Linked DNA regions of Homo sapiens: regions 2 and 3 are each linked to region 1. Evidence: chromatin loops called from intact Hi-C (ENCODE). Cell type or tissue: Caco-2. All regions are shown on one strand. Links, peaks and the distances in the headings refer to the core of each region. The heading gives the core; the rest is flanking DNA.

Region 1 (8,391 bases), core at 262-8,261:
TAAACATATAGACCCATCTAAATAGAAACAGTCAATCTACACTTGATTGTCTGTGTCTACATTTTTCTATTACTATAATATTTGTTTACTACTTATCCAATCAGCGCTGGCACTGCCCCATAAGGAAGCAACAGTGAGTGCCAAAGATTTGAGAACAGTTTATAAAATGGGAGGGAAATAGAGGAGAAGGAAGATTTCTGAATTTAAAAATCAAAAGCATAAAGTTAATGGAGCATCTAGGAATTATATACTCACTGGATTTATAATAAAAGTTTCTAAAATACAGCTCCATATGACTGATTGGCTCACCATGTTTTATGAAATACGAAGTCCTTAAAAAGAGAAAAGGCATTTTGTTTTCTTTAAGATTATTAACACTGACTGAGCACACTATATTGTATATTAACAAAATATATATGACACTGCTAATATGGGTTGCCTTGCAGAAAAAAACTAGCTGCCTGGAGGAGGAAAAATGGGGTGGGGGATTCTCACTGTACATTCTTTTGTTGCCTTTAAATGTTGAAGCATATGAGTCAATTACCGATTCAGAAAAAAAATTGTATTTTAAACTTTTAAAGCATTTCATAGGATATTCTGGAAGCTCAATAAATGTTAACTCAAATTAATCCTTTTCCCAGGAAAGTAAGTGGTAGGCCCAGAGAAACCACTTAGTTCACATTTTTCTTCAAAGAGGGAACCTCCCTTCATTTAGCTACCTTCTAGAATCACAGCAATATTATAGTTTTATTATAATAACATTTTTTCACCCCAATTACTCTTCTCTGAGGCTGGAAGGGCCCATCAGCACACCTTGATTCACAGTTGATTGCCAAAAGCCTTTGTGCGTGCCCTTAGAAGTCAGGTTCGTGTTGCTGGAAGCAGGGAGAAAACCTCAGAGAACTTCCTATCACCTATCATCCTATCACTAACTCAACCTCTGCTCTGTAGGTTGGAGAATCAGGCTGATATGTGCTATAATTATTCCTATTAATGGCATTAAAGTTGATGTTTTAGATCTATCTAGAAGTAACTGCAACTAAAATCAAAAACAAAAGGAGAGAATAAGTGAGAGAGCACATGTGCGTGTGTGTGTGTGTGTGTGTGCATGCATGCGTGTATGCATGTGTGTGCACGTGTGCCATCACAAAAGTGGCCCTGTGGTCGACCCTTTGAGTAAACATTCACTTGAGCCTCTGACCTGAACCCACATTGACCCACCCCAGCTGGACATTCACAGGGCTCCACAGCAGACACCTTCTTTACGTAACTTGGCCATGTCTTGGCTATAAGATCCTCTGAAAGCACTCGTTGCATTTGCAACTTCTGGATTAATATTGATCCTTAGATGCTTGTATGGGCTCTGATTTTCTATTGAGTCTCCATAAGCCAATGGAGCACGGTCTGTTGAGGCTTCCTTCCCCAGACCCATCACTTCTGTCCTCCTTCTCCTTTCGTACAGCCGTCACCCTGGTCTGGGTCTCCACGCCCTCACCCGAGGTTGCTGTCCTCTCCCTCTCTCATTGAGCTTCTGCTTGTAACTCAGAGGATCAGCAACATGGGCTAAAGGGAAAGGATCAGAGACAGGCAAATCCAGGCTGGAGAGAATCTGAGTGCATCACCCTGCCTGCAGAGTTTTGGCGATGGTCCAGCAGGTACCTATAGAAGTGCAGGCACCCATGCCCACTTGGGTCCCCAAGTCTGTCATCCAAGGAGACACAGCAGTGGTAGGAGGATAAGCAAAAGCACCGAGTGGAAGAAAAGGGGGCCTCAGCAGCACAACGGATCTTCCTAATGCTCTACTCAGCACAGAGCCCCAAACAGCTGCAGGACACAGACCAGAACCAACATTGCTTCCCAGCATCACGGCAGTGGGCTTGGACAGGAAGACAGCAAGAACAAGGCAGATCCCAGGACCCAGCTGGCATATCAGTAACAGCAGGAAATCAAAGAAGAAACTCAGAAACACGGACCAAGAAAACACCATGAGGGTGGAAACAAGGGTGTCATTCAGGGCACATGCCTTCTCTCACTCAGGGCTTCAGCTGGTTTTCTACCTGCCAGCTAATGGGTGTGAAGCTGTCAGGGTGCCTCTGCCCACATCAGCAATGGGTCAGAGACCAAGAGATATACTGGGCTGGGCCTGCTAGTGAAAAGCAAGAGAAGCTACAACTGCACAGGGTTGCAGAAAGCAGTGACAGCTGCCAGCCTGCCATTCTACTCAAAAAACTCTAAACAGCTCTGCCTACCTCACCATTATCATCATCATTAAACCCAGCAGTGACTGGGCATGCATTACCCATGAAGACATCACCTCTTACCATTCCCCCTGCTCACTATTCTCCAGCCATTCTGGCCTCCTTGGTGTTCCTTTAATAAATGAGGTTAAGTTCCCATCCCAGGGCCTTTGCACTTGCTGTTCCCTCTGCCTAGAAATCTCTCCCCATAAGTACCTTCAAAGCATTTTCTCTCTCCTCCTTCCATCTTCACTCAAATGTCTCAGGCTTTCCTGACCACCCTATTTAAAATTGCAAATCCAGGCCAGGCATGGTGCCTCAAACCTGTAATCCTAGCCCTTTGGGAGACCAAGCTGGGCAGATCACTTGAGGTCAGGAGTTCGAGACCAGCCTGGCCAACATGGTGAAACCCCATCTCTACTAAAAACACAAAAATTAGCCAGGCATGGTGGCACTCACCTGTAATCCCAGCTACCGGGGAGGCTGAGGCACAAGAATCGCTTAAACCTTGGAGGCAGAGGCTGCAGTGAGCTGAAATCATGCCACTGCACTCCAGCCTGGGCAACAGAGTGAAACTGTGTCTCAAAAAAATAAAATAAAATGAAATAAAATAAAATAAAATAAAATAAAATAAAATAAAATAAAATAAAATAAAAATAACCACCCTAGCATTCTCCCTTTCCTGTGTTATCCTTCATAGCATTTATTACATTGACATCCTGTATGTTTACTTACGTGTTTGTTTATTATCCTCTTCACCAGAGGCACATGTGCTGAAAGTCAAGAAACTAAACTAAAATAAAATAACCACCCTAGCATTCTCCCATTCCTGTGTTATCCTTCATAGCATTTATTACATTGACATCCTGTATGTTTACTTATGTGTTTGTTTATTATCCTCTTCACCAGAGGCACATGTGCTGAAAGTCAAGAAATGGTAAAACATAGGGAGACTGAGGAGGGCAGATCACTTGAGATCAGGAGTTCAAGACCAGCCCGGCCAACATGGCAAAACTCTGTCTCTACCAAAAATACAAAAATTAGCCAGGTGTAGTGGTGTGTGCCTGTAATCCCAACTACTCAGGAGGCTGAGGCAGGAGACTCATGTGAACCTGGGAGGCAGAGGTTGTAGTGAAATGAGATTGCGCCACTGTAGTCCAGCTTGGGTGACAAAGCAAGACTCTGTCTCAAAAAAAAAGGGGGGTAAAACAACTTTCAAGAGAGAAAAGGAATGTTACCAGCAAAACAACCAATGCCATTATGCCCTTTTTCTTCTTCCCATTGCAAGCCATTTGCCTCCCAATCTTTAAAATCTGGACTGAGAGACCTTGTCCTTGAAGTTTTCCTTCGTGGCTCTTTGATTCCCTGGTCTTCTCTTTCTCCAAATGACATTGTTTATTCTGTACAAAACTTCACACTAACCAAAAGCGCCTGCCTCGTTGGACTACTAGGGGATTTAAATGAGTTAATTCATGCTTAGAAAAGTACTAGGACAGTGCTCAGTCCTTGTTAAGTGTCTAGGAAATCACAGCCATTGTTATTATTTAGTGTATGCATCTTCTATTATATCTACTGATTCGAGTCCTATTTCTATAGCTAGAGTATAAGCAAACTGAAGGCAAAGATCTTATCCTAGATTTTGAGATTTCCCAGAGTACTTAATCCAGGTTTTTAATAATTATTTGACAACCGATTGATACAAAGTATTTCAACTTTCAAAGATTTGTTTGAAAGCCCTTGGAACCTCTATTTAAACAGTGATTCCCATCCTTTACCTCTCCCAGGACTGACCTGGTATGCAAATACAGCAAATCCCTGAAAACGGCATTTGTAACAGGAGCTTTGCTATAGCATGAACAGCAAAGCCAAAATACTATACAAAAGATCAAACAAATATTGACTAAAAGAATTTTCCCCAAGGCAACTGTTATAGTCTTATCTTGAATAGAATGTTTGCACAGTTAATTAAGTATTGCTATGGACTCAGCAAAATCCCAGGCAGACCCTGCCAAGCCGCGTTTTACATTCCCACTGCTTTATCGCTATTTACAAAGCCACGCAGGAGTCCCTCTCCTCCTAGCCCCTCACCTATCAGTCCTACTAATGCCGGGTGTGGAACTAAATGATAAGTAAATCATACACCTTTTATCGGTAGACAAAAGATAATGGAATCTCAGTGCCAAGGATTCCATTTACCTATCCCACGGCGAATATGCTCTGTCATTTCCCTTCCAGAAATCAATCAGGCTGCATCTGTTACTACCTGTTGACTTCTTGGAAATGTATGAAATAGTAGAATCATGTAGAGAGAGAGGTGTTTACTGGTTTCACAGAACATGCCTCTATACACCAGATACTAATGAGAGTTTACTTCCTATGATTACCAACCAAGAAGCCTGCCAGAACACCTCAAAATTGACCTCAAAAATCACAGGCTGTTCTATACAGTGAATAAGCTGATTGCTAGCTTACAATGGGTTGTCTAATTATGGAGAAGGTCAGTTATGATGACTAGAAGCCAACAAGAGTCATTCACAACCTTTCTTCCTTCCCTCCTTCCATTCAGCCATTATTTATTGAGCACTTATGATGATCCAGGCACTCTTCCAGGCACTGGGAATACCATCGAAAATACAATTACCATAGTCTTAGGAAGGTTATATGAGGGGGGAAGGAGATCAATAAAATAAAGAGGTTAAAATTTTATAGTGTGTTAGATATTAATAAGCGCTAAAGAGAAGAAAAATTAAGAAGCAGAATATGAAATCCCAAAGCCCCAGCAGAAGGAATAAACTTGTAGATGGGTAACCAAAAACATCCTCAGGGAGAAGCCACTATTTGAAGAAAGTGAGAAAGCCAGCCTTCTAGGTTAGCGGGGAAGAGTCTTGCAGGGGGAGAAAATTGAAATGCCAACGTCCTGTGGCAGAGCATGGCTGGCGTGTTAGGGAACATTAAGGAGGCCAGTGTGGTGAAGCCTGGTGCTCACTGGGAGACATGGAAGGAATACGCCCCAAGAGAAGCAGGGAGCAAGAACCTATAGTGCCTTGCTTCCAAAACATATGCATTTTTATTCATCACAGAAAAGCCACCTGTTTACCAAATTTTCATTTACTCACAACTCTCCAGCCATTATTTTTCTAAGAATTTATGTATTTCAAGAAAATGATTCACATACACACACACGTACACACACACACACCACCCATCTCTGCAATTAAAAAAAAAAAAAAAGTTGTACAGCTAGCCAACATATTTGTCTGGGGAAAGCTCTTAAGCTTCTATTAATAAAAAGAAAACTGTTCATGGCTTTGAGTGTAAGCTTCTGCAGGACTGGAACCAGGCCTCACACTGAGTAGTGGACACTGCTCAGCACTATGGACAACTGGGCACTCGGTGATGCTGTGGAAAGATGTCATGCTGGCTAAAAATAATAACATGCAGAGTTATAGGAGACAGGAATGTTGAAATTTACCACAGGGACTTTTTTTTAATGTGGCAATGCTTCAAAGTCTTTGGCAAATTTAAATGCCAAGCTGGCTCATGCAGTATCCAGACCACACATCCTTCCTGCCCAACCAGCTTCTCAACATAAATAAGATGCTATCAGCCAAAATCTGTGACACAGCAGGGTTTGGGGTGGTACCTTAAGATCTGCTATCTTCCAATTCTATTCAATCCTAACCAACCCAGTTTCATTTATCACAGAAACAGTTTTCCATTACGAAACATTCATAAACAATTCCACCGCAGTCACTCTGCTGTTCTTAGGTATACACAGTCTATGTCGCCAAGGCAAAAAGCACAACTACAAGGCATGTCCTGTGTAACAAAAACTAGTTATTATGTTACATGGATATTTTGTGTAATGATAAGAAAAACTAAAAATGTAAAAAAAAGTTATGATTATTAATGACTAGTCATAATTCTGCCTCCATCAAGTTCTCCCAAGGCCACCCCCACCAGCCCACCCACAAAATGGACAAATTCCTGTGGCTGAGTCACTTTTCTGGCTCTCCTTGATTGCAAGTTATACCAAAACTGAAAAAAAAAAAAAAGTCTACATAATAAAGAACTTCGGGGTGGGGGTTGGGGGAAAGCAGTTGAAACTTCAGAAAGGTATGGACAGGGAAGTAAAAATGAGTTTTAAGAAGTGATCTGGAACAGTGTGGAACAAGAGACGGACGAGATAATTTTTAGAAATGTTTCTTAGAAGACCCCATCAGCCAAAATGGTGAAGCAAATTGAGCAGAAGTTTGCTTTTCAGGAAGCCTTGGAGGCTGCAGGCGATAAACCTGGAGTAGTTGACTTCTCAGGCACATGATGTGGGCCTTGCAAAATGATCGAGCCTTTGTTTCATTCCCTCTCTGAAAAGTATTCTAACATGATATCCCTTGAAGTAGATGTGGATGACTGTCAGGATGTTGCTTCAGAGTGTGAAGTCAAATGCATGCCAACCTAGTTTTTTAAGAAGGGACAAAAGGTAGGTGAATTTTCTGGAGCTATAATAATAAGGAAAATCTTGAAGCCACCACTAATGAATTAGTCTAATCATGTTTTCTGAAAACATAACCAACCATTGGCTATTTAAAATTTGTAATTTTTTATTTATAAAAAGTATAAAGTATGGAGACTATATACCCAACTGCCATCTGCGTGACAATAAAATATTAACTCAAAAAGAAAGTGTTACTAATGTTCTCTGAAAGATGCAAATGAAGCTTGAAAATTCAGAAATACTTGTTTGCTACTTTAGTTTCTGAACTGTGTTCCTCTCAATGGTAAGTTGTATCAATTACTCTTGGAACAACTAGACTTGGAGAAAGAGTCTAACTCGTGGACATAAGAAATGCACCAAGTTTTTCATTTAACATAATACATTCTGCATTATTGAGGGCAATGATGTATTCCAAAACAAAGCATGGTAAAGTGGCTACAGGAAAAATCATGGCCAGACTTCTCCTGCCCTACCTCAAACACAGAAGCCAGTTATTCTACAAAGGTTAAAAATTACATGCTGATTTCTTCTCAAACTGCCTAAAAAAGCAGAGATTTGGGCAAAGACTTTTCCAGTCTCAATAAAGAAGCCCGAAAAACAAAAACCTCCATCTTCACAGTGGTGAGGTGTTCCCCACTCACCTTAGAAAAACAGGACTTTCTGTTGAGATCATTCCCTCCCTCTCCCCTCCTATCAGGCCAGTTTGAGAGGAGGGTGGTCACGCATTCTTCCAAAGCAAAAGCTTTTCTACCCTCTAGAAAGTTTTGGTCAAAGAAGATTCACATATAATACAGAATACATGCTACCAGTGAGTAGTAAATTAAATTTTTCTGTTGCACTAAGAAGATAATAAATTCTCCATTTGGACTGTAAAATAACTATTTGAGACATTAATGATTATACCAGGAATCTTCCTAAATTATATAAAATTTAAATAAAAATTAGAGAAAAAATTTTCTTTTAAGACAAAGATTATCTAAGAGCATTCCCTTAAACCAAAGGAAAAAAGCAAAGACTATATAGTATCACTTTATAGCCCTATGAGGATAATATATAATGCCTACAATCAGAAAAAAAAAACAAAGTTTTAAAAAATTATACACAGAAAAGATAGGAAAAAATATACATACTTTTCAAATCTTATCAATAAATATACTAGAGGGGTAAATTGCTTTTTACTTTTCACTTTTCTGTGTTTTCTGAAGCTCTCATAGCATGTATTAATTTATAATGGAAAATTAATTTATAATGGAAAACAACTTTTTAAAAGATGTTTAAATTATTAAAACATTCAAAGATTAAAATATTTATTAAGGATCATAATGAATAAATATAAAATATGATCAGGAAAAAGCATTCACAACTGATCATGCCACCTTTCCCAGATAAACCATTTACATATTATGTAGCAGCGCTTCTCAAACTGAAGCAGGCATAAGAACCACCTGCAGAGTGTGTTGAAATACAGGTGATAGGAATAGTAGGCAGCCATAAAAAATAAGGAAATCATGTCCTCTGCAGGAACATGGATGTGGCTAGAAGCCATTGTCCTAAGCAAATTAACATGGAACAGGAAACCAAATACCACATATTCTCTCTTAGAAGTGAGACCTAAACATTGGGTACTCATGGAAGTAAAGATAGCTACAATAGACACAG
Region 2 (8,391 bases), core at 106-8,105, 91 kb before region 1:
AAATGTGCCATGCCCCTCAAACAGAAAGGGTCCCTAATTTATAGATTAGAAAACTGAGGCACAGAGAGGTTAAGTAACTTCTTATTGTAACTCATATTGGTACTATGAGCCACTTTATTCATGGCTGCAAGGGTGACCTCAAAAATGTCAGCAAAATTTGTCATTTTTCTTAGATAAACCACCTGTTCTACCTGGACACTGGACTTAATTGAGTTCAACAAACCCTAGATTAAAAAGGCTATCAACCCACCCTTTCCTTGGGATAGTCCTTAAACAAAAAGCTAAATAAACACAACATTTTTTTCTTTGAGGCTAAGTCTTTCTGATTACTTGAAACCAAAAAATAAGAGGCTACCTGAAAGGTTATAGAGGGCGTTATTAAATATCCTCATTCTTCAAATGCCTGCCAACCAAAGAGAAGAATAAGAACCCTCTACCTCCACCCCTACCCCCAGGAAATACTGTTGGGCTCAGGAGAATTACTGTGTGTTCCATGGGATAATAAGTGTCTTTATTACATCTAATTAGGGTCTCCTATAATGTGACAGAACCATTTTTGGTCACTTGGGTGTACCCAGGAAGGCCTAGCAACCATCTCTAAATAGCCAATCCCCCTGTCTCTAGAAAAACCACACAGTCCAAGAGAGAACTCTGCTAGGAGTCAGAAAGATGTAATTTCCATTAACTTGAGAAGCATTAGGGTTAACATGCAGACTCTGAAGCCTGACCTCCTGGAGTGGAATCCCAGGTCTACGACTTAGCTGTATGACTTCGAGGGAAGTTGCTTAACCGCTCTGTGCCTCAGTTTTCTCACCTATAAGTTAGGGATAAAAATAACACCTATTCATAAGATTTTGTAATGACCAAATGAGTTATGATATCTAAAGGACTCCATATAGTGCTGGGCATATAGTAAAAACAATATTAGTGCCTGCTTGTGTTGTTATTAACTTTATTATATTCTTAGGTACATTACTGAAGACCTCCACTTTCCAGACTCCTCTCAGATGGGCTGACAAGACCATCCCTATTCCAGGATTTTTAAATGACAAAATAATTTTAAAGTAATTTCAGATTGCTTTTATAACAAAGTTAAGAGCCTGCAATAAATTTAAAATGGCCATGCATTCTTTGCAGCTACTCCAAGTTAGAGGTGGAGTCTATTTCCAATGCCCTCCCCTTGAATCTGGGCTGGTCCTATAGCTTTCTTTGACCAACAGAATGTGGCAGAAGAGAGGCTACGTAATTTCTGAGTTTAGGCTTCAAGCTTATAGTTTTTGCTCTTGTCCTCTTGCCAGAAAGTTCTGTCATGTCAAGGAGGCTGAGCTAGGCTATTGGAGGGGCAGACCATGTGGCAGAAATGAGTCATCTCAGCTGAGATCCCCTAGATCACCTAGCTCCAAGGTACCAGCTGAGCACAGGGGCATGAGTGACCCCAGGTGAAACTAACAGAAGAACCACCCAGCTGAGCCCAAATGGCAATATTAGCAAAAGTGCCCAAATTGCTGACCCACAGAATCATGAGCAAATTAAACAGCTGTTGTTTTAAGCCACTATGTATGAGGTGGTTTGTTGTGCAATAGATAACTGATGCAGAGCCCTCACTGATACAAATGAGGATTTATTATCAATAGTATTTCAAACACACACACATAAAACCAGGCCACTTGCCAGCAGGTTTACCAACCATCACAAGGTGTTTCCAAGCTCTTATATCACCCACCTAGGGCCAGTGAGGCAGCACATTCACTTGGAAAAAGCTAAGACCAATTAGTGATCAAATTTGGGAAGATGGAGGCAAGCTTTCAGCACCAAGGTAGGGTGCCAAGTTAGATCCTTGTAGAGGGATATCGTGGGAATACAGGATTTTGTTTGTTCCTTTTAGTCTGCAATAGAATACAAAGCCAGAAATGCCTGAATTTGGCTTCCTTGGAAGCAGTGTTATTCCACAGGTCTTGGATATTGCACAACAGTGTGGGTAGACACCTTCATGGCATGAGTCACAAAATTCAAGATCAGCATCACTAAGGGAGAATCAGGGGAGCCAGTCAGAACCAATCATGTCATATCCATGGTCCAGATATGTGGCTCCAAGAATGCAGGAAGCCCAGAATGCCTTCATTTTATTCTGCTGGTAAAAGCAAGTGAAGGACTTCAGGATATGCCACCCCAAAACACACTGTATTAGTATGATTATTTTGAGCTGAAGGCATTTGAAAAACAGCAAGTGCAGAGAGAGGCTTGCTCTGAGCTCCCCTTATCTGCCTAAAGACAGACAGATGCTCCAAAAGAAACTAGGTTGTCATCAATTCCCTCCACAGAAGTTTCATCAACCAGAGGAGATTAAATCTTATCACCGGTAAGGAAACTAGAACACACACCCCACCCAGACAAACTCTGTCACAAACTACCGTATCTCCGATCTATTCTTCTGAGGGCCCATTCATCTTCCCAAAAAATCATTTACTCTTCTCTTATTTGCCTACGTCCTTCCTCCTCTCTCTCTTACGAAGAGAATATATGAGCTCCTAAATCTGACTATGTCTTTGGATATTCACTTTCTTTCCTATGATGCACTCATGCATATAATAAATTTGCATACCTTTTCTCCTGTTAATCTGCCTGTTGTCAGTTTATTTCATAGACCCAATTGTTGACCCCCCAGGTTAGAGCAAAAGTCTTCCCTTCCCAAAACAAGAGAATGATTACATTCTAAGCTTTGATTTTACTGTGACCTAAGCAAAAGGTTACTTCACTCCAGGACACAGGGGGAAAAAATAGCAAGTTCCATAAATCAGTGTTCCCTCACCTGTAACCTGAGGGAAGAACTGATACCCAACTTTATAGGGAAATTACTCTGAAATATATGATGAGAGGATCTGGAGGCTTAAGTCCCCATTTGTTATAAACAAAGCTAACACATTGAAATGAAAACAATCTTACTCAATTATTTGATAAGCTGGACAGCCATGATGCTAAAGGTTCTTACACAAGCCCGGTAGCCTTTGTCTGTGCATTACTTGTTTGTTCTTCTGTTTGTTGATTTCATACCTTGTACTATCTATTTTGTGGGTATGTCAGCATGGAGGAAGAAGTTTGTTGAGGGTGCAGAGGCGGGAATGGCAAGAATTATATAAAAGTAAGACCCTCTCCTTCCAAGAGCTTACAGGTCTGATCATCTTGAAAAACAAAATTCCCTGCTTAAAGCATCTCAGAGTAACTCCACTGAGCTCAACCAAAATTGCTGCATCTATTGAAACTCCTCAGGTTATGAATCAAGAGAGTTCAGAAAACTCCTGACTGTGTGGAATTACAGAGCTGATGAGATGTTCACAGATGAAGATGCCATAAAATAAAGTAACTTACAGCTAGTTTTGGCACAGAGCTGAATCTGGGCTCCAGGCAAGCAGGACTCCTGCCCCACCCCCCACAGAGACCCCTCTCAAGATGCAAGGTATTTAAAATGTGAGGGGATGCAGGCACCCCACAATTCCAACCCAGTTGCCCAGAAAACAGAAATTAGCTATCACATATGGTGAGCAGAAACTCCGCACTTATCACGTAGGAGCAAGTCAAGGATATAACTTCTTGTGGAGTAGACTTAAGGCTCTCTAACCATACACATTTAATAGAGTACTCAGCAGCCATTAAAACAGGCAAAAGCGCAAGAAACGACTTGGTTACGTTTAAAGTTCAAAACTTAAGTACATAGAGACTATGTGAAAAAAGTAAATACAAAGGGGAAAACAACAGCAAAATACACTAAAGTGTTCATGACTACAACTGGCACCTTTTAAAATTGGGTGATTTTTACTCTTAATTCTTTCTGCTGTTCTCCATAGGCCAAATATGCTTTAACGATCTTGAACTACTTAAATGCTCTTGAATTTTTTGGCTACCTTCATGCAGAAGAGATAGCTAGAGTGTCAACAGTAGGTGGTGGTCAGGACAAAAGGGAATGCAAGCAGGGGTGAGTGTGGACATCGAGTAAAGCACAGCCGTAAATACTCCACATGGGTTGGCCCCATTCAGTGCTGTTCAATGGGTTACATTCCAGTTCTGCCACCTTTTAGCTTGTCTAACTTTGGGCAACTTACCTAATCTCTTAGGTAAGCCTCAGTTTCCTCAACTATAAAAGGTGGATATTAATAGACCCTTCCTTACAGGAATGCTGTGCAGATTGAGTGAGAGAATGCATGCAAAATGCTTAGGGTGTTGCCTGGTAGACAGTAAGAACAAACAAATGTTACCTGTAGTGATGGTGGTGATAGAGATGGTTAATAATAGAGTTACATTTTATCACCACGGTGATCATGATGATGATGATCCTGACACTGTTTAACACTGTTACTAACAATGAATTACGTTTCCTTGCTTTGGAAAATGACCCAATGTTCCCATATGTCTTATGACTAGACCGTCATTCCTCTGATCCTCAAGTCCTCTGGGTTTCTTACTAGCAGATTCTTAAGTTGAAGTTACAGCTCACATTCCACCCAATATGCCCCGGGGAAAAGAGTGATGATAATATATAAATTCCTGCTTGTTGTCTTGGGCCTTATTAGGGTCATAAAATGTTATCCATTTAGAAAGGCATCTTAGTAGATATTTTACAGAATTCTGCTTTGTACTTGAAACATATAATTATCATTAACAAACACAGGTGCTAATAATTCAATCTGCTCTTTAGGCAAGAAACAGGAACATAAACATGGCCCTGGCCAGATCAGCTCATAATCTTAAGCAATTTCCTTTGCATGTTTCCTCCCTCTCTTCCAGCCATCAGATGCAAAGTGGGAGGCCTGTTTGACAGGCAGAAGGCCTCTGGGCTGGTAGTTGATAGCCTTGATAGCCAAGAAGAAGACCATGAGACAACCAGGCCCAGTCCCCGAAGCCTCACACAGGCATTCCTTGGCATTTGCCACCTGCCCTCAGAAAAACCAAACCTCTGATTTGATGTCTTCACCTAAAAAAATGGAATCAGGCCTGACACACTAACCTGGTCAGCCTGCGCAGTAAGCACCACACCTAAAACCAAAAGACAAAATGCATCAAGTAAAAAGCAATCATCAATTAAACACATAACTTTCAATGTGCCCACGTCCATCTATGCTGTCTCTCTTCTTTGTTGGGGTAACACTCTCGTCCTGTTTTAGATCAGTAAATATTTTCTAAGGCTTAACATGCAAAGATTCTGTAACTACAAATGCTCAATAATTAGTGCACACATGTTCTAAGTGTATTCGGCAATGTATTTCACTTAATGCAGACACTTTTGAACATTGCTCCACACCCCCGACGCACCCCCATCTGTCACTGAGAAGATTACTCTGAGGAAGTTCTCTTTCAATTGACCAAATTAGCTTCTGTGGTAAGCAGAGAAGTCTTTGATCTACCAACCATTCGCTGAGCATGGGGACTCCCCTTTTTGGTTCACCAGAATTGTAACTTAAGCACAAGCCAGGCTTCCAAACCGCAGGATCACAGTGAGCAGTGAGGGCTTAGGATGGGAAACCTGGCAAACTGCCAAGGAGATGGGAAAAACACAGGGTCCCGGGACTTTCAGGAGTCCATTCCCAACAACTTAACCAGAGCTCCCAAATGAAAAGCCGAGGGCTGTTGTAACAGCTGCCATTCTTACCTTGAGAAGGAGAATGTGGTTGTCAGGCTCCTCTCTGGAACAGTGAAAAGGTTTGCACTCAGAGTAATCAGCCTACCAGAGATAAAAAAAGATAAGGAAAGAGCCACTGCTGACGATGAGTAACGTTCTTGAACAACTGGAATGTTTTCTAACAAAAGGCAGGTTTCTGGATGTTTGGAGATGTTTCAGAATAGAACAGCAATACAGTCAATTGAACAATATCAAATGCATGAAATCCCTGGAATCAAGTCAAGGTGGGGCCATTAACATTACAGAGAGTGTGAGCTAGCGTTTTATTAACACACACCTGGGCCCCATCTAATTAAGAATGGTAATAATTGGTGAAATCATACACCTCATCACATCCCTCCACAAAAATGGCTGCTTACCAAAGAGCTGGCAGAACTCTCTACAACACTGGCATATATCAGGGTATTTGGCAGGCCGTAGCATTCACACATTCAACACATCCACAATGAAGACTCTGTGCCATTTAACCTGGTTTGGAAGACAGCCCTACCAGCTGATGAAATAATGACAACATGAGTCTTGAACCCAGATGAGGAGGTGGGAGGGAACTGGAATGTTTCCCTATATGCATTCAAATGAGCAAATATAAAAGACAAAAATTATGCCCAATTTTAAGAAAATTCTATTATATATTTATACCTTTTTTTTTGGTAAGAGATGGGATCTCACTCTGGCCCAGGCTAGAATACAATGGTATGATCATAGCTCACTGTAGTCTCAAATTCTTGGGCTCAAGCGATCCTCCCATCTTAGCCTCTTGAGTAGTTGGGACTTCAGGCATGTACCACCACACCTGACTAATGTGATAGCTAATTTTATACATCAACTTGGCTAGGCTATGGTGGCCCGCTGTTTGGTCAGACATCAGTCCATGCCAAGAAGGTATTTTTTATATGTGATTAGCATTTAAATCAGTAGCTTTTGAATAAAGCAAATTACCTTTCATAATGTGAGTGAGCCTTATTTGATCAGTCGAGGCTTTAAGAAAAAAGACTGAGGTCCCCCAAGAAGAAATTTTGCCTCCAGCCTCTCTTTGGACTCAAGATTGCAACAATAACTCTTCCTTGGATCTCCAACCTGGTAGCCTGCCCTATGAATCTCATACTTGCCAAGCCCCACAATTGTATGAGAAAATTCCTTAAAATAAATCCCCTTGCCCCTACTCTCTCTCTCTTTCTATACACACACACACACACACACACACACACACACACACGCACACATATGCTCTCTCGGGCAGGGTTCTCTGAAGAACCCTAATTAGTACTAGTATGCCATCTAATTTCAAAAAAGAATGAGTTCATTTACAAAACATATATACTATGTAGAGAAGACAACATAAAAAGAGGCTGTAAGAACATGAGAAAAAGTCCACAGAAATGTATGTTGTAAGGTAATTATTACTTGATGTGGTTCAAAAATTAGGCTCTGAGCATGCTAGTAGCCAAAGCAAAGAAGAAAATAGACACACTATGGTCACATTGAACAAAATATAAAATACCATACACATACTCCTCAAGAGTGTTAGCTTTGTGTCATTGAGAAATTTCTTCCAAGGTGTTAACCTTCCCTACCTCAAAGGATCCTTTATCATCCACATTTGGGGAGGAAGAGGAGAGTAATTAATTAACAATGTCTCTAAGTATACACAGTAGGGAGTCTCCTATAATGTCTTCTTACTGCATCCCACAACATGAAATACGACACCAAAGTACAACACACTAAAGTGATCTGGCAAGGAAAAAAAAACATAAAAATCTGATTATCTGGCCTGATCCAGGGATAAAAGTTAGAATTTCTGGAAAAACTAATGAACTCCATATCCTTTGAGTTATTTCCCATAAATGTTATTATTTCTTCCAATAAAAAGTTGGGTAGGAATTGGGCTACAACTGTCTGAGACTACAGTCCTGGCAACAGCCTGGAGTAGAAGTTTTCTCTATTGCTGATTAGTAGGAAATCCATAGAAAAACTGCCCTCAGGCAGGTTTTTAAGCTCAAGTAATATATGTCTAAGGAATACAAAGTTTAAATTTTATATGTTTGTATGTGTATAAGTCTCAAATATGCTTTCTGCATTGGAATCAATATTTTAAAACTTTTTTATTATGGTAAAACGAGCATAATGAAAAGTTTATCATTTTAACCATTTTTAAAGTGTCTAATTCAGTGGCATTCAGTACATTCACAGTGTTGTATAACCATCACCATGATCCATTCCCATAACTTTTTTGTCGTCTGAAACAGAAACTTTGTACCCTTTAAATGCTAATTCCCCATTTCCTCTACCCTCAGCCCCTGGTAACCTCTATTCTACCTTCTGTCTCTTTGAGTTTGACTATTCTAGGTACGTCATATAAATGGAATCATACAATATTTATCCTTTCTTGTGTCTGGCTTATTTTACTTAACACATTGTTTTCAAGTTTCATCCATGTGGTAGTATGTATCAGAATATCATTCCTTTTTATGGCTGAATAATATTCCATTGTAAGTATATACCACATTTTGTTTACCCTGGAATCAATTTTTATATAGTTAATTCACCGAGTAATTATAGAGTACTTACGGTGTGAAAAGTCTTTTTAAAATATTAGCTACATTCTTAAGAACCATATGTAAGAGGTAGAAGAGTTACTCCACAAGAAACCAGTTAATTATACAAATCCTAGTTTCAGAATCAGTAGTAGCAGCAAGAAAACAAAAGTCTGTTAAATAGTT
Region 3 (8,391 bases), core at 106-8,105, 50 kb after region 1:
GAGCATCAAAGAGTAAACTTTCAAGAAGTAGCATGAAATATAAAATTATTCATAGAGGAGAAAAAGACACAATACATGCTAGTCAAAAGCTGCATATAACCAAAATCATATTCATGAGCTTAGTTGTTCAGAAGTGTGGTTTTTACATTTAAAGTACAGGGAGCAATAGTCTAAAAACCTGAAAATTGCACATATGTGGCTTTTTTAGAAAGTGGCCTACAGAGAACATGGTCCTGATATAATAACTGGCTTATTATACATAGCAATATTTAAGGATCCATTTGAATAATCCGTTCCAATAATTTGCCTCCCTTTTAGTCACACTATAGGAAAATTAGATTAGAAGTCCTATAAAGATTGAAGCTAGGTGAACTGACTGGCTGATCAGCAACTAGCAGAATTATCTTTAAGAGACATCAAAGCCAACTTTCTCTGTGAATAAAAGTAAAGCAAATGTTGTCAGTCCCTTGTAGAGATCAAGTAAAATGGAACTACAAGCGAATGTTTCCCTTTGAAACATGAAAGTGCCAAGCAATTCTTTAGAAGTAGAAACGGGGTACCCAGGGAAAAATCACCCTGGAAAGAATCTAAAACAATCTATTTTATGATGGATATTAACAAGAGCCAAAAACCATTACTGACCTTTGTTCAATTTCCAAACAAAAAGTAATGGAGAGTAGTGGTAATGACAATTAATAATTGGCAATCCTCTCAAACACCAATGTTTAGCTTCCCAAATCAGAAGCAAACATATCAACAAGGTTATGTGGCATATGTTATTACCTGATAAGCTTTGCAAAACCTGCCCCACAAGGACCCTTTTATCAGACCGCAAATAATGGTAGAGCAGGTATATTGGGCTGGCACTGATAACAAAATTAAAGAATGAAAAAAATTTAAACAAATGCAAAATTGCCATCTTCACAAAATAAATACTTCAATAGAATTTGTCGTCCTCTCTCTCCTTATTCCCCACCAAAAACAAAACATACATAAACAAAGTGCAACATTTAACAAATAAATTAAGTCAAAGCAGGTTTGCTTTGCTAGGGAAATTTTGTACAAGAAATGTTTGGATGTCAATGCACAGTTCTTAGCACTTTACACACATACACACACACACACACACACACACACACACACACACACACACACACTTGAGCTACCTTCGACCCACACAGTCATGAGAAAAGCCCAAAGTCTCCCCTGGCATATATTTCATTACAGTGGTGAAAGCTTCAGGGCACAGTGCCAGCTCACTCATCTTGGGCACACAACATGATAGGATAGGAGTTTCCACCGAGATTGGTTTGGTTGTCATTGACTTACCCCCAAATTTGTCAAAACAAATAGCAGCACAGTCAGTTTCCCTGAAAACTTTACTACTTGGAAATTGATCTTCTTAATAAGCACAACTGGAAGTAAGGGTTGATTCAGCTTTAGATTCATGTATTTGGATAAAGCAATAACTAAATGTAAAATATCCATCTATGTGGATTTTTTCTAATTGTGCCTAAGAAGATGAAACCTATTTGGTGCCAAAGAAAGAATTCATATAAACAGTCGCCAATTATGGGTTAAAATAATAACTTATTCATGGCAACTTACTCATACACAAGCACAAAGAACAAAATTTTGACAAGCACTTTCTCCCGAAGGCTTCCTTTTTCAACTGCTGGAATGATGTTGGATTTCTTCAGCAATACCCACTCAAGCTGAAAATGGTTAGAGAAAGCAGCCATTCCCAATGCAAGCTTCAGAACGATCAGAGAGGAAGTAGTGAGGAGAGGGGCAGCCACATTTCCACTTATCCAACTTTGCAGCATTTTCAGCACTTCTGAAAGAACGATGTTCAAACCGGGCCGGCTAAGACTAGTTGCTGCAGGTTCAAAAGCAAGCAGCTCGGAGGTGAATTTTATGACTTTTTGCATTTACACAGATGTATTTGAATGAACAAATTCTACACTGCTACTGTCAGATTGTTTTTCTGCCCCAAAGAAATTTGCTTTGCATTTTAACAGGTGCCATACTAAAAGGTATATTTTACAGATCCAAAGATGTGACCAGGATATTCAAAATGTGTCTTTGGGGTAATTTGTTTCGGAAAAGTGTTCAGAAGGAAAACTTTGAACCCTATAGCAGCACTTTTTGTTCCCTAAAAATATAAAACAATGTGTTTATTTTACAGGAAACCAGACAGTTGAGGCAGACCATGATCATCTGCCTCCACGGCACTTGGTTGTTCCCCTCTAGGGAATGGCACATTAGGGCGTACAGATGGGACAGTGCACTGCCCAGAGGAGGCTCCAGGAACCACCCAGAAACCACCCAACACCCCGGAGGCCGAGTCGGTGGTAATGGTTCTCAGTAGTAAGTGGATCTTCTGCAACCATCTCCTTCAGATTTCTCAAAAAGAGAAAAGTCCGAGCACACATCTGTACACACAGAAACTCTACACAGCTCAAAAGACCTGAAACTGGTGTACTGCAGATGGCTGGAGTAAGCAAGTATAAAAAAAAAATGGAAACTGTAGGGGGGGAAAAATAAAGGAATTGGTGATTAATGTAGTCCTTGACATGCTACGTGGAGTCATATCTGTTGAAAGAGAACCAAAGAGAGAACATAGGAATTAGAAAACACAGTAGAAATTTACTCCTCAAAAAAGTTTTGTTTAATTCTAGATGTTTAGACCAGAGCTGTCAGATACAAATATAACACAAGCCACATATTTTTTGTTTGTTTGTTTTTGAGATGGAGTTTCACTCTTGTCACCCAGGCTGGGGTGCAGTGGCGCGATATCGACTCACTGCAACCTCTGCCTCTCGGGTTCAAGTGATTCTTCTGCCTTAGCCTCCCAAGTAGCTGGGATTACAAGGGTTTGCCACCACACCCGGCTAATTTTTGTATTTTTAGTAGAGACGGTGTTTCACCATGTTGTCCAGGCTGGTCTCAAATTCCTGACCTCAGGTGATCCACCCACCTCGGCCTCCCAAAGTGCTGGGATTACAGGTATAAGCCACCGTGCCCGGCCAAGCCACATATTTAATTTTAAATTCTCTAGTGGCTACATTAAAAAGTGAAAAGAAATAGGTAAGATTAATTGTAATATATTTTATATAGCCTAAATAGTATTTCAACATGTAACTGGTATTACATGTTGAGATCGTTTACATTACAATATTACTACTGAGATTTTTTTTTTCACACAATAGTGTTTGCAATCTGGTGTATATTTTACACTTTCAGCCCATCTCAATTTGGACTTAGCCACATTTTGAGAGCTCAAAAGACACATGTGGATAGTGGCACATGAACAGCACAACCTCCGATTTCCTGATTTTGCTTTAAGTATTTAGTCCTGACAGTCTCAACATTCTCTTCCATAAGTCGGTATCTGTTGAGGCTATGGATATTCAGAGTAACATAATGCATTTTCTCATTCCTAGGGGGAAATTAAAACATTTCTCATTTGCCTGCACTTAGGATAGCAAGCAGGTGCAACAAGGCCCCTAACCCAGACTCTCTGTAGAAAGAGGTTCCCAGTTCCCAAAGGTATGCTTCGTCTCCATCGGATAATAAGATTCTCCAAAAGACCACCCCTGTCCATTTCATTCCACTTCCCACCAGAAGTTCGGCTGGTGCTGGGCGCATCTCCAGGATGAACGTCTAGACCAGCCTGAATGGCCTCTGTCAGCCTGCACCCAACATCAGTAAGCTCAACTTTCAGAAGACACTGAAAGGCTCTGTTTCCTGTCACCGGCTGGAGGCCCTAGCTCTGAGATCTTACTATAGGTTTTGTGCAGAGCTCATGGTACTCTAGGGGATGGGGACAGGGATGACAAGAGGGAGGTAGAGCCTTATCCTTAAGAAATACATGGAATTACCTGGTACTGGAAATACAACAGCCACTAAGAAAAGCCCAACTTCTCTTTTGATTAAAAAAAAAAAAAAAAAAAGCCCTCTGTAACCTGACACATTATGCATTATGCTTTCTGTTTTGCCTCTAGAAGGCTTATATCAACATTTGGTGCTCAACTGTGGTAATATCTCAGATTCCCGCTACCATGCTCTTTTTTTTCTTCACTCTTCTGATTTATATGTTATAATATTGTAAGCAACCTCACATATTTTGCATAAATCAGCAGGATGTAAGTTACATATAAATAGAAAAATTCTCAGTCTAGAAAGGGGTTATTAAAGCAGATACAAGCAAAGTGGGTGAAAAAGGGAGAAGAAATACGGAACAGAAACTGAATAGAAAAAAAAAAACAGAACAACACATTCTTTTTAAAAATACCACCTCTTGGCCAAGTGCAGTGGCTGATGCCTATAATCCCAGCACTTTGGTTTGGGAGGCCAACGCGGGTGGATCACTCGAGGTCAGGAGTTTGAAACCAGCCCAGCCAACATGGTGAAACCCCATCTCTACTAAAAATACAAAAATTAGCCCGGCATGGTGGCTTGTATGTGTAGTCCCAGCTACTTGGGAGGCTGAAACAGGAGAATCGCTTGAACCTGGGAAGCAGAGGTTGCAGTGAGCCGAGATCATGCTGCTGCACTCCAGCCTGGGTGACAGAGTGAGACTCAGTCTCAAAAAAACAAAAACAAAAACAAAACCACCTCTTCACTGACAAGAAAAAATATTCACAGAACTCATTTGGTATAATCACCCACAGTGGCAAAGCTACACAACTAAGAAGGGCTTAAACAACCCTAGAGGGTGATATTTCTGTCATTTTTAGAAGTCACAGAGAGTAAGATGTCTTTGGGAAGAACATGGCCTTTCTGGTGAAATTTTGGGCTTATTGCCAGAATTAGAAGTGAAAAACCTAAAAGCATGGTCATAGTTGTTATTTAAAATGCATTCTGAGCTGAAAACCAATAGGAGTGCCTGCCTGAATGCCACCACTGAAACTGCCATTTCACTTTCTCACAGGTTCATTTCTCCACGCACGCTATCCCCCTGGTCAGATAAGATCCCCTTGGTCGGATGAGATGGCCGTTCTGCGTGCCTGGAGGCAGAGAGGTGCCAGCACATACCTTGGATTGTGGGATTATGGCCTGACGCAATGTTTGCAGCCAAACCGTGTTGACACAGCAAGCACTAGACACAAATGCAATGGGGCGGCCTCAATAACTCCAGCAGACCATAAAGTGACACAATTTCCCCCTGGAAGGCCTCTCAGTCAAAGCCCCCGATCCCCGCTGGGCAAGATTCAGCAGGTTTTGGCTCATAGTTTGGAAGAAACACGGGGCCACAAAGGAGGCCCCACCTGCTTAGTTTAGTCACCTCAAGGAGAGTGAGAAAGGAGAGGAAAAGCACAGGAACTCTGCCAATGAAGGGTCCTTTCTTTACTAGGATGCAGCGTTCCTCTTCATCCCCAGTTAAGGATCTCTACAGGCCTGTCTGCTGAGAAGTCTTTCCAGCAGGCCCAAGAAACATGGATTCCAGCAGGATGCTCTCATCCATCCTTCCCACTATCTGGATCTTCATATCCTTAGATAAATTCATGGGAGAAAATAGATATAAATTTTAAAGGTAAATGGTTTTGCCCTGAGATAAAGCATTTCTGTCTGTTCTAATCCCAGAGAGACTGAGGAGTCTGGAGAATCTTTAAAACCCAGTCCTGTTGACTCTCTTCCAAGTAGCCACTCACTCACTTAGAGGCAGGGGACTGGACCAACTGACCTGCTCTAGGACTTCCCCTGGCACTCTGCCAAACTGGAGATGGTAATTCAAAGTGGCAACGTGTGACCAGATTTAGGAGGAAATAAAATCACCTTTCTTTAGAAGGGGTGGGGAAAGCTAATGAAGGAAGTTAATTATACAAGGGTTTTGCAAGAAGTATTTAGAGACCGTTTTCACACCCAACTTGGGCTTTTGCAATTGCTTGCAGTGGATTTAAGCTTAATCCAAACAGTACATAGTTTTAGTTTTTCTTTTGCCTTTTTATAATTCAATCCCCACATTATAAGAATTACCAATTGTACTCTACTTATCACTGCTGAATAGAAGTGGATTTATCTCATTGGAGCTTTGGTACAATCTGCTGTGGAGGAACAATTTTAGTTGCTCTGAATTTATGACTCTGAGAACCATGAAGCTGAGGAGTATTAAAGTGGAGGAGCCTACTGTGCTGTAGATGGAATCAGGAATTCTTGCCTCCGGGTGCTCCACAATTCCCTTCTTTGGGTTGAGATTGCCAGTTTCAAAGTCCTCTGCCATAGCAGCACCTACCTACAGTTATTTCTGTCCTCTCTCCCTGCAGTCCCACCTCAGCTGTCTTTTCAGGTCTGTCCCCATGACCACTTTAACATTAGCTAACATGCACGGGGGCCTAATTTTTGCCAGGTATTCTTCTAAGACTTTTTTCTCTCTTCTTTCACATTCTCTCATTCAATCCCAGACAAGCCTGTGATACGGGCACTATGATCCCAACTTCCCCATTCCACAGTTTTCTTAGCTGTCCAATGGCCAAGAATCTTGTCTGGTGTGACAAAGGGGGATTATCTTTATATACTTCAACCAAAACAGCACACCGCAACAGACAGAATGCAGAAACAGCTGGGGGAATCCAGCTGCCATCTATTAAATAACCAGGCATCAAAGAGATTTGCAAAAATGTAAAACAATGCCATTTGGCTATTTTTTGTTTTGAAAATAGTTATTTTCATTACAAATCACATTTGTGGTAACATGTATGGGCTTATTACTATTTTTTAAATGAACCCGGCAGTATTCTAAATATTTTGCTTTAATTTCTAATATGATACATATCAATAAATATAACCCATATATATATATATAAACTCATTGATCCTTTTTTGTTTGTTTTTTTGAGAAAGATTGTCATTCTGTCACCCAGACTAGAGTGCAGTGACACAAACATGGCTCACCACAGCCTCAAATTACTGGGCTCAATTTCCCACCTCAGCCTCCCAAGTGGTTGGGACTACAGGCGTAAGCTGCCATACCTAGCTAATTTTTAATTTATTTTATTTTATTATTATTATTATTGAGACAGAGTCTCGCTAAGGCTGGTTTCAAACGCCTGGCCTCAAGTGATCCTCCTGCCTTGGCCTCCCAAAGTGCTGGGATTATAGGCGTGAGCCACCATACCCAGTCTATTGATCCTTTTTAAGAGGAGAAAAGGTCCTAAGGCCAAGAACTTTGAGAACTGTTGCAGAGAAGATCATCGCTCTTAGCCCAGGATCTACCACTCATAGTTATGGGATCTTGACAGCTCATCCCGCCTCTTTGGGATGTAGAATGAGGAGACAGGATCAGGTGATGAGGACAACACAGATGAGCACGGAGTGCTTGTTCAGTGCCAGGCACTAGGCTAATCTTCATGTATTTGTTTTTATTTGTTTATTTATTTTTGAGGTAGAATCTCACTCTGTCACCCAGGCTAGAGTGTGGTGGCATGATCACAGCTCACTGCAGCCTCAAACTCTCCAGCTGAAATGATCCTCCCAGCTCACCCTTCCAAGTCACTGGAGCTACAGGCATGCACTACCACACCTGGCTAATTTTTTTATTTTTAGTAAAGACAAGGTCTTGCTAAGTTGTCCAGGCTTGTCTCAAACTCCTGAGCTCAAGCCATCCTGCTGCCTCAGCCTCTCAGAGTGCTGGGAGTACAGGAGTGAAAGAATTGAGTCACACCACGACACACAAAAAACAGGCATCCCAAACTCTACAAGAAGCAACGCACTCCGGGGTCGCATTGCACCTAGCTCTTTATTTTCAGAAAAAGCCCTTCTTTCATTAAATTATGTGAAGTTTGGTGGTTTGGACTTTTTATTTGTGGTTTTATTTCGATTTAATTTCTAAATTTGTTTTGACTTGACAGTTGTATAAGATCTGTAAGTAGGGAATGTATACTGTTTACAATGTGCAAATTGTATTATAATAAAATAATTTAAATCAACTCTGGGGATCTGTGAGAATTGTATTCCTTTCAAAATACTCTATTTACTACTCAAGTTTGAGATAAAATGGTCTAAATATAGGAAAACCAAGAAAAAAGACCATTCTGCCTTCCGTCTTTCAGAAAACATCTAAGGTTTCAGCAATGCCCTACTGGCGCCATCTGGTGGAGACATTTGAACAAGTCCCCTGGCTTGCCAAAGCACTGCCTGGAAAGGAAGTGGATCTCCAGGGCTCTCAAAACGAGGGAGCTGGGCAGATGTTTAATCAGGTGTCTACATTAAGTGTGGGGCTGCAAAGAAGACTCAGCACTGCCTGAGAGGTTGATTTTACACCGTCTCTGGTCTCAAGAGCGAGACCCTGCTTCCTCCCTCTCTCTCAGCTGATCATCTGGCTTCTTGCCTGCACGAGAAAACAAGCTCTAAGGTGACCTGGATCTTGCCTCCCAATGCACCCCATCT

What was found. Hi-C counts contacts between places; a loop is a spot of excess contacts. Peaks named below come from ENCODE experiments on the same cell type or tissue, not always from the same donor. Only the 100,000 strongest peaks of a DNase experiment are listed, where the experiment ranks them.
Region 2: it touches region 1 in a loop (2.1-fold over the local background); 3 of 110 quality-filtered maps call a loop at or near these places.
Region 3: it touches region 1 in a loop (5-fold over the local background); 4 of 110 quality-filtered maps call a loop at or near these places.

Annotation. Positions count from the first base shown.
Region 1 is chr2:149,066,985-149,075,375 of GRCh38, reverse strand. The region is part of intron 1 of LYPD6B (LY6/PLAUR domain containing 6B); the gene reads right to left. It also overlaps the pseudogene TXNP5. Among named protein-coding and RNA genes, the nearest start is that of LYPD6B, 32 kb to the right of the region's middle. In Caco-2, for the core only: no CTCF peak of the experiment used is centred there; a DNase peak (open chromatin) is centred at 4,285; H3K4me3 peaks cover 192 bases.
Region 2 is chr2:149,158,086-149,166,476 of GRCh38, reverse strand. It overlaps LYPD6B (LY6/PLAUR domain containing 6B), which reads right to left. Exons shown (of 7, transcript NM_177964.5): 3 at 5,642-5,713. Among named protein-coding and RNA genes, the nearest start is that of LYPD6B, 120 kb to the right of the region's middle. In Caco-2, for the core only: no CTCF peak of the experiment used is centred there; DNase peaks (open chromatin) are centred at 3,998, 4,506, 4,806 and 5,606.
Region 3 is chr2:149,017,282-149,025,672 of GRCh38, reverse strand. It overlaps KIF5C (kinesin family member 5C), which reads right to left. Exons shown (of 26, transcript NM_004522.3): 26 at 1-2,595. Among named protein-coding and RNA genes, the nearest start is that of LYPD6B, 17 kb to the left of the region's middle. In Caco-2, for the core only: no CTCF peak of the experiment used is centred there; a DNase peak (open chromatin) is centred at 5,062.